Linked DNA regions of Homo sapiens: region 2 is linked to region 1. A link is a loop called in an ENCODE intact Hi-C map of the cell type or tissue named here. Cell type or tissue: sigmoid colon. All regions are shown on one strand. Links, peaks and the distances in the headings refer to the core of each region. The heading gives the core; the rest is flanking DNA.

Region 1 (4,680 bases), core at 1,035-3,534:
TAGACACATCACTTGTTCTGTTCTTTGTTAATAAATATGTATAAATATAATTTGAACAGACTTCTTATAAGACTCCAATTTTTTAAATTGTTGCCATGTCCTGTTGAAAAAGAATTTGTGCTACATATTTTCTGTCTGCCCTGTTAGAACTACTCTCCATTGGTCTCCATGTTCTGTGTCCCTGAGTGCTAGCCTGAATGAACTGCATCAGTAAACTCTCTTGCCCTCTACCTTCTTGGGTCCTGCCAATGCACAGTACCTACATAAGATCAGAGGTTTGGAAGAAATGAGGTCAAGGTATTTATTCCCTGGCTGGATTACGGATTTGGTATATTTCCGTAGTCACCGCTTATGTCTGAAGACTATCTTCTATCCCTCCTGTCTCAGCCTCCCGAGTAGCTGGGACTACAGGCACCTGCCAACATGCCCGGCTCATTTTTGTATTTTTAGTAGAGACAGTTTCACCTTGTTGATCAGGCTGGTCTCAAACACCTGACCTCAGGTGATCCACCCGCCTCGGTCTCCTAAAGTGTTGAGATTACAGGCGTGAGCCACCGCGCCCGGCCTAACCCTATACTTTCTGGATTCCCATTGCTGCTCCCTTCTTTTGCCTCTTTTGGGGTAGTAGTAGTGAGGGATCCCCCTGTTGATAGCGCTGGTATGCTTCACTCTGGTTGGTTTTTCTTACCCAGTCTACAACTTTGTAAACAGTCCCTTTATTAAGCTCTCCTTAATTACTTAGCATATGTAAGCCTAGTAACATAACTTTCAAAACCTGTAATTCTGATAAGTGATCTTACTGAAAATAATTTTATAATTGACTTTATTTTTAAAAGACAGGGTCTCATTATGTTATTTAGGCTGGTTTTGAAATCCCAGCCTCAAGTGATCCTCCATCCTCAGACTCTTCCTCTGAGTAGTTGGGATTACAGGCATGAGCCACCATGCCTGGTTTATAATTGACATTTTTGTATTCTTAAAGAATGTAAATACCTGTAATATTGCTCTATCAAATCATCTATAACATAGAGAAAATTCCTGTTACTCTGCTATATTTGCTTTTTTTTTTTTTTTTTTTTTTTTTTTTGAGACAAGGTCTTGCTCTGTTGGCTAGGCTGGAGGGCAGTGGCACAATCTTGGCTCACTGCAACCTCTGCCTCCTAGAGGATACTCCCATCTCAGCCTCCCGAGTAGCTGCGACTACAGGCACCTGCAACTATGTCCGGCTAATACTTCAATTTTGAGGGGCTGGCAGGGTCAGAGGTAGGGGACGGGGTCTTGCTCTGTTGCCCAGGCTGGTCTTGAACTCCTGGGCTCAGGTAATCCTCCCACCTCAGCCTCCCAAAGTGCTGGGATTACAGGAGTAAGCCACAGTGCCTGGCCAAATATTTGCTATTTTAATAGAGGTTAAGAAATGTCTCATTTAAATTAACTACATTAGGCCGGGCTCAGTGGCTTATGCCTGTAATCCCAGCACTTTGTAAGGCCTAGGTGGGCGGATCACTTGAGGTCAGGAATTCCAGGCCAGCCTGACCAACATGGTGAAACCCCGTCTCTACTAAAAATACAAAATTTAGCCGGGCGTGGTGGCGGGCGCCTGTAATTCTAGCTGCTCGGGAGGCTGAGACAGGAGAATCACTTGAACCCAAGCGGCAGAGGTTGCCGTGAGCTGAGATCGCGCCACTGCACTCCAACCTGGGCGATAGAGCGAGATCCGTTCAAAATTTGGGGTTCAAAAAAACCCCAAATTAACTACATTAAACAAGCAACTCCACACTTATGTAATTACATGTATGTAAGTGCTGCAAAGAAGAAAATGTAAAAATGTATGAAGAGCTGTAACAGAGGAAACTGACTTTTAAAGTGGTGAGCTGGCTTCCCTAAAGAAAGGCATTTAAGGAAATCTGAGGAAGGAGAGGGATAGTCTGCCTTCAGAGTTTTGTTTTTGAGATAGGTCTCACTGTCACCCAGGCTGAGAGGCTGAGATCATAGCTCACTTCGTCCTCGCGTCTCCAGCACAGGTCCGGGTTTCTCCACCCAATGCGCCTGCGCACAGGCCTAGCCCAGTCGGACGCAGCCCAGGACTGCCAGGGGTGGGGATTGCCTGGGTCCCCCAGGAAGGGCCGGGTTACGTCCGGAAAAGTGAGGCCCGGGGTTCCAGTTAATTGTTACCGGAAGTGGAGGGAAGCGTTGCCAGGGGAGGGCGGAGACTGTGGCTGACAAGATGGGTGGCAGGCCCTTCCCTGGGGGTATCGAGGTAGGGACGTTTGTGGCTACGTCTGTCCTAGAGGAGGAGACGATGCCAGGGGAGAGGGAGACGCAGACACTGGGACTGGGTCGCCAGCAGAGGGCCTCGGAAGCCAAGCCACCCCGTCTGAAGACGCTTCTCCTTACGGAGCCCAGAAGCGCGAACGGAGACTGCGCAGATCCCGTGCGCTGCGCCGGAAACGGATGCATAGTCTCGGACACCAGCTCAGACCTGCCGCCTGGCCAGGTCCGTGCGCGTTTGTAGTTTGTAAAGAAATGTTCTAATGTGTATATTTCCACGTTTATCTGTATATTATTCACTTGGGTTGTCTTCTGTTTGTGTTTAATGTGAAGCCTAGAGTTGACCTTGGGAGCTTCAGAGGTAGGGTGCTAATTTTTCTTGCAAGCTATGTAGGTAGTGAAAGGAAGGTGACAATGACTACAGGAAATTCACCCTAGTCCCTCTTCTTCCCCAGAAGTGGTCACAATTACAGGTGCTTTCCTGTTCCACGCTCTATTGCATAGCCCAGGTGCATTTATGGGAACAAAACCATGGAGATAGACACTGATCTTTAATAACATTCTGTAAAATGCCATCCTTCAAAAACCAAATATCCTTGTAAGAAAGTTAAAACATTTGGTGAAACTATTATTTTAGGCCAGGCACAGTGGCTCACGCCTGTAATGCCTACACTTTGGGGGCGCCGAAGCAGGAGGACTGCTTGAAGACCAGCCTAGGGTAACAGAAATCCCACTCATCTTTACCCCCAAAAAATTAGCCAGGTGCGATGGCATAAGCCTGTATGGTAGAGGCTGTGGCAGGATTCCCTGAGCCCTGGAGTTCAAGGTTGCAGCAAGCTGTGACTGTGCACTACAGCCTGGGTGATGGAGCAAGAAACCCCTTCTCTAAAAAATAAAGTGTCTATAAAAATCAGTCTTACTTAGACCAGCTGTCAAGATTCTCCAGTTCATAAAGTGTAATACCCACTTAAAATTTTATGTGCTTAACGGTCAGGCGCAGTGGCTCACGCCTGTAATCCCAGCACTTTCGGAGGCCGAGGCTGGTGAATCCCCTGAAGTCAGGAGTTCCAGACCAGCCTGACCAACATGGACAAACCCCATCTCTACTAAAAATACAAGCCTGTAATCCCAGCTACTTGGGAGGCTGAGGCAGGATAATCGCTTGAACCCAGGAGGTGGAGGTTGCGATGAGCCAGGATTGTGCCATTGCACTGCAGCCTGGGCAACAAGAGCAAAACTCCGTCTCAAAAAAAAAAAAAAAAAAAAAAACGTGCTTCATATTCTTCCCAGCCGGGTGCAGTGGCTCACACCTGTAATCCCAGCACTTCGGGAGGCTGAGCAGGGTGGATCACCCGAGGTCAGGAGTTCTAGACCAGCCAGGCCAAGATGGCAAAACCCCGTCTCTACTAAAAATACAAAAACTAGCTGGGTATGGGGGCACATGCCTGTAGTCCCAGCTACTCAGGAGGCTGAGGCAGGAGAATCGCTTGAACCCGGGAGGTGGAAGTTGCAGTGAGTGGAGACTGTGCCACTGCACTCCAGCCTGGGTGACAGAGAGAGACTCGGTCTCCAAAAAAAAATCATTCCCAGTTACAGTAGCACCAATACATTTCAAATTAAGAGTTTATTTAGAATACTTTGGCCGGGTGCAGTGGCTCACACGTGTAATCCCAGCTCTTTGGGAGGCCAAGGCGGGTGGATCACAAGGTCAGGAGATCGAGACCATCCTAACACGGTGAAACCCCATCTCTACTAAAAATACAAAAAAATTAGCCAGGCATGGTGGCAGGCGCCTGTAGTCCCAGCTACTCGGGAGGCTGAGGCAGGAGAATGGCGTGAACCCAGGAGGTGGAGCTTGCAGTGAGCCCAGATCGCACCACTGCACTCCATCTCAAAAAAAAAGTTTACTTAGAATGCTTTTTTAAAAGCATAATAATTTTAACTATACCTCAGATTTTACAGCTTAATGAGGCATTCTATTCCTCCTCTTTCTGGCTTAGTTTCTTGCCTTGAAGCCCAGTATTCCATAAATTTTTTAGGGCAATTTTTCAAGTTGAAGTATTGACCTCAGTTGGGAATATTGTTAAAATTCAGTTTCTAATTCAGCAGGTCTAGGGTAGGGACTTGAGATTCAGCATTTCTCAAAATCTCAGGTAGGGCCAGTCAGCCTTGGACTTGGGATTAACAGGGCTTTAATCAACACACACCACCTTATATCTCTACATTAAATAAAGATCCATTAGGTTATATATATACAATAAAGACTAAGAATGAAAACAAGAAATTTATTAAATATACAAAACAGGAATACAGTTCAATTACTGTGTCTAAAAAATTTCATTTTTACATAACCAAGACAATATTTACAACTATATACAAAAGACTCCCACCTGTGCATAACCTTTGGTCCAT
Region 2 (3,904 bases), core at 1,132-3,631, 570 kb after region 1:
CCTCCCTGGGGTCCATCTGCTCCCTTGGTGTGGGCTGGCTCGGGGCTTGAGGGAGACCTCCACCCACATGGTACAGGAGACCCCGGAGTCAGGTTCTCAGATTCCTGGAGCTTTGCTTTCCCCCGCCCCAGGTCTCCCGCCTCGCCCTGTCCGGCCTCCGAAACTGGACAGCCGCCGCCTCACCAAGTGCAGTGTTTGCCACCCGCCACTTCCAGCCCTTCCTTCCCCCGCCAGGCCAGGAGCTGGGTGAGCCCTGGTGGATCATCCCCAGTGAGCTGAGCATGTTCACTGGCTACCTGTCCAACAACCGCTTCTATCCACCGCCGCCCAAGGGCAAGGAGGTGAGGACAGCTGGGGTGCGACGTGGGGCCCCTCCGCCCGAGCCCAGGAGTGGCCACCCCTCTGTCTGCGCCTGGACCCCAGTGCCAGGCCTGCTCCACCTGCTCTCCTGCCTTCCTCTGGACCTGCCCCCTCCCCATGGGGCCCCTGGGCCGTCGGGTCTGGGCTGACCCCCACCCCAGCGGATCCAGGCCCAGCGGGACCCAGCAAGCCAGTACGTGCCTCCCGCCGCCCCCAGGTCATCATCCACCGGCTCCTGAGCATGTTCCACCCTCGGCCCTTTGTGAAGACCCGCTTTGCCCCTCAGGGAGCTGTGGCCTGCCTGACTGCCATCAGCGACTTCTACTACACTGTGATGTTCCGGTGAGTGGGCCACACTGGCTGGCCTGGAGCACCGGGGAGGCATGACGGTACAGCGCCCAGAGGGGAGGGCCCAGCTTGAGCCCCCCAGCTCCACCTCTCCTCCCACTGCCGTCTTGGGCAAGCAGCTTTGGCTCTCTGAGCCTCAGTTTTCTCACCTGTGGATCCGGGTGCTGATGACTTCCTCGTAAGGCACGTGAGGGTTCAGAAAGAAAAGTTGTGGAACTTGCTTGGCACGGGGCTGGTAGCCATGGTTGTGCCATCCACACAGAAGTGGGAAGGACACCCAGTCACACATGCCCTCCAGAAGCTGTGAAGGCTGGGGGAGGGGGTCCAGGCAGGGCTTCCAGAGGAGGGGCATGTGACCCGGGCCTCGAAGGATGAGCAGCATTTGGAGAGCCTCGCTGCTGCCCACTGGCCCATCCACCTCCACCCCCACACTCAGCCTCCTCTCCCTGATGATTCTGGCCAAGGCTTCCCGGGCTCCTGGGGAGAAGGTGGGCAGCTCTGGTGCAGCAGATCCCCTTCCCCACAGGATCCATGCCGAGTTCCAGCTCAGTGAGCCGCCCGACTTCCCCTTTTGGTTCTCCCCTGCTCAGTTCACCGGCCACATCATCCTCTCCAAAGACGCCACCCACGTCCGCGACTTCCGGCTCTTCGTGCCCAACCACAGGTGGGAGCTTGACCCTGGCCCAGCCTTGGCTCCCTCCTACAGCTTGTCCTGCTCCCCAGCTCCAGGAGCCTAGGGGCCTCTTCTGTCTCTGCCCCTTCCTTTGCTCCCCAGAGCCCATCTCATGGGGCTGACGTGGCAGGAGGCGGCATGAGGCAGGCAAGAGAATGAGCTGATCACCCACCAGCTCTTCCCAGGCACCCGTGGCCTGGCCCTCCACCTCTGTGCCTGGGACCCAGTGCAGCAGTCCGCAGACCCTTCCTGAAGCTGGGCCTCCCCGCCCTCATACTGCTGACAGGCCCCAGGCAGAGCTGTAACCGCAGCCTGTGCACGCCACCAAGAGGAAGGCCAGCAGCTAGGCAGGGACCCAGCTGTGGGGTCCAGGAAGGCTTCCCAGAAGAAAAAGGTCATCTCAGCAGAGATCAGGGCTCTGAGGGTTTTGCTGGGCAGAGGAACAGCACATCCAAAGGCCAAGGGCAGGCCCTCCACTGCTGCAGAGCCCCAGAGGGGCTTCCGGGACGGTGCTACACCAGCCACCTGCTTGCCTCACCTCCTCAGGGCTGGCCACCTGTCAGCAGAGTAGAGGACCCCGGAGGCCCTGGCTTCAAGTTTGTCCAGATTCCTAACTGATAGCAAGTGGCCACCGAGTGGGCCTGAGTGACCGCTCTACAGGGATGAGACCTGGCTGGGAGCCAGGAGGTCTGCAGTTAAGTCTCTGCTGTGGAACCCATTGGCTGTGTGGCTGTGGGCAAGGCCCTGGCCCTCTGTAGGCCTGTTTCCTCATCTGCCGGATGGGAGACTGACTCCTGGCCTACTTCACCCACAGGGCAGGCGTGAGAGGATGGTCGGGATAACATGGGAAGAGAAAATTGCCCCTAGGAGTGGGGGTGGCTTCCCTCCCTCCCCAGAGTGGGAAGGGCAGGGGCTTCCCGGTCAAAGGGAAAAGGAAGAGGAGGGCACAAGCCCTCCATCTGCTCACCTAGGGCTGGGCACACCTGCCTCCATCGCAGGGTTGTTGAGGAGGGGGCCTGGACTGTATGGGACAGGAGGAGAGAGGCAGTGGCCAGCTCCAGGACCAGCTGTTCCTGGGCTCATGTCTGAGGACCAGGCACCAGGGACTGCTGACCCCCGGGGGTTACCTAGCTCTGCCCTCTGTGCCCCCTGCTGCGGAGGTGGTGGTTTGCCAGTGCTGGGGCTCCCTCGTGCGGCGGATCTGCAGATTGCACTGCTCGGCTCAGATTTCCTGCTGCCCGCCAGAGGCCTGTGCAGGGACCACGGTGCTCGTTTTCATTCCTGCCCCACCCTGTGACCCGCCTTGAGGCACTGGCCATCTCTCTGCTTCAAAGGGTCCTGGAGAGTACACGGGCCATGGCTGTGCAGGCCCTTTGTGAATTGCGAGGGGCAGGGCTGGCGGATGGTGAAGTGGCTCCAGTGCCTTAGGAAGGGGCAGCCTGGTGGGGAAGAGGGCCAGGGCTCTGCAGCCAGAATCCCAGTGGCTCTGAGAGCAGGTGTTCACCTTGAGAAACCTCAGTGTCCTCATCTGGAAAGTGGAGACAGTTGCAGGTATTATGTGAGATAAAGTGTGACACAGATAATGGGCTTTGATGATGGTGTCACTCTGCCCTGGCCATCCCAGGTCTCTGAATGTGGACATGGAGTGGCTTTACGGGGCCAGTGAAAGCAGCAACATGGAGGTGGACATCGGCTACATACCCCAGGTGAGCGCACAGGAGGCTCCCATCCAGGTGGGCTCGGCTGCAGGGCCCCGCCCTCCCTCTGCAATGAGTGGAGCATTTTGGAGGGTCTCTAGGGGAGCCCCTGAGGATTCTTGCCCATCTCTGAGCCTTCCCCCTACCACTGACCTCTGGCCCAGATGGAGCTGGAGGCCACGGGCCCCTCTGTGCCCTCCGTGATCCTGGATGAGGATGGCAGCATGATCGACAGCCACCTGCCTTCAGGGGAGCCCCTGCAGTTTGTGTTTGAGGAGATCAAGTGGCAGCAGGAGCTGAGCTGGGAGGAGGCTGCCCGGCGCCTGGAGGTGGCCATGTACCCCTTCAAGAAGGTGAGGCTGGGCAGGGGTGAAGGCCAGGGTCAGGCTGCATGGGCAGAGGCTGGGAGCTGTGGAGCAGCAGCTGGGCACAGACGCTGGTATGTGTGCAGGGCTTGCTACTGAGGCTGTCTCACTGTTGGGCCCAGCTGTGCCAGCGGGGCCTCCCCGCTGCCATTCAGAACTTGGAGGAAGAGGCCAGGTGCAATGGCTCATGCCTATAATCCAAAACTTTGGGAGGCTGAGGCAGAGAATCACTTGTGGCCAGGAGTTCAAGAGCAATCTGGGCAACATAGCGAGACCCCATATCTACAAAAGAATTTTTTTAATTACCTGGGGGTGGTGGTAGCACGCACCTGTAGTACCAAAGCTTTGGGGAGGCTGAGGCAGGAGGACTGTTTGAGCCCAGGAGTTCAAGGCTGCAATGAGCTATGATTGCGCCACTGCACTCCAGCCTGGGCAACAGAGTGAGACTCCATCTCAAAATA

What was found. Hi-C counts contacts between places; a loop is a spot of excess contacts. Peaks named below come from ENCODE experiments on the same cell type or tissue, not always from the same donor. Only the 100,000 strongest peaks of a DNase experiment are listed, where the experiment ranks them.
Region 2: it touches region 1 in a loop (3-fold over the local background); 39 of 110 quality-filtered maps call a loop at or near these places.

The regions. Positions count from the first base shown.
Region 1 is chr1:25,237,716-25,242,395 of GRCh38, forward strand. It overlaps LOC124903881 (a long non-coding RNA gene), which reads left to right. Exons shown (of 2, transcript XR_007065555.1): 2 at 2,289-2,558. RSRP1 (arginine and serine rich protein 1) reads right to left here. Exons shown (of 5, transcript NM_020317.5): 5 at 4,534-4,680. Among named protein-coding and RNA genes, the nearest start is that of RSRP1, 7.4 kb to the right of the region's middle. RefSeq lists enhancers at 1,078-1,864, 1,865-2,650, 2,192-2,321, 2,342-2,391, 2,462-2,661 and a silencer at 1,922-1,971. In sigmoid colon, for the core only: a CTCF peak has its summit at 2,355 (motif pointing right); a DNase peak (open chromatin) is centred at 2,116; H3K4me3 peaks cover 1,518 bases; H3K27ac peaks cover 2,315 bases.
Region 2 is chr1:25,808,449-25,812,352 of GRCh38, forward strand. SELENON (selenoprotein N) reads left to right here. Exons shown (of 12, transcript NM_206926.2): 4 at 132-341; 5 at 578-702; 6 at 1,235-1,372; 7 at 3,006-3,087; 8 at 3,243-3,431. Among named protein-coding and RNA genes, the nearest start is that of MTFR1L, 9.6 kb to the right of the region's middle. RefSeq lists an enhancer at 2,179-3,053. In sigmoid colon, for the core only: a CTCF peak has its summit at 2,595; DNase peaks (open chromatin) are centred at 2,039 and 2,583.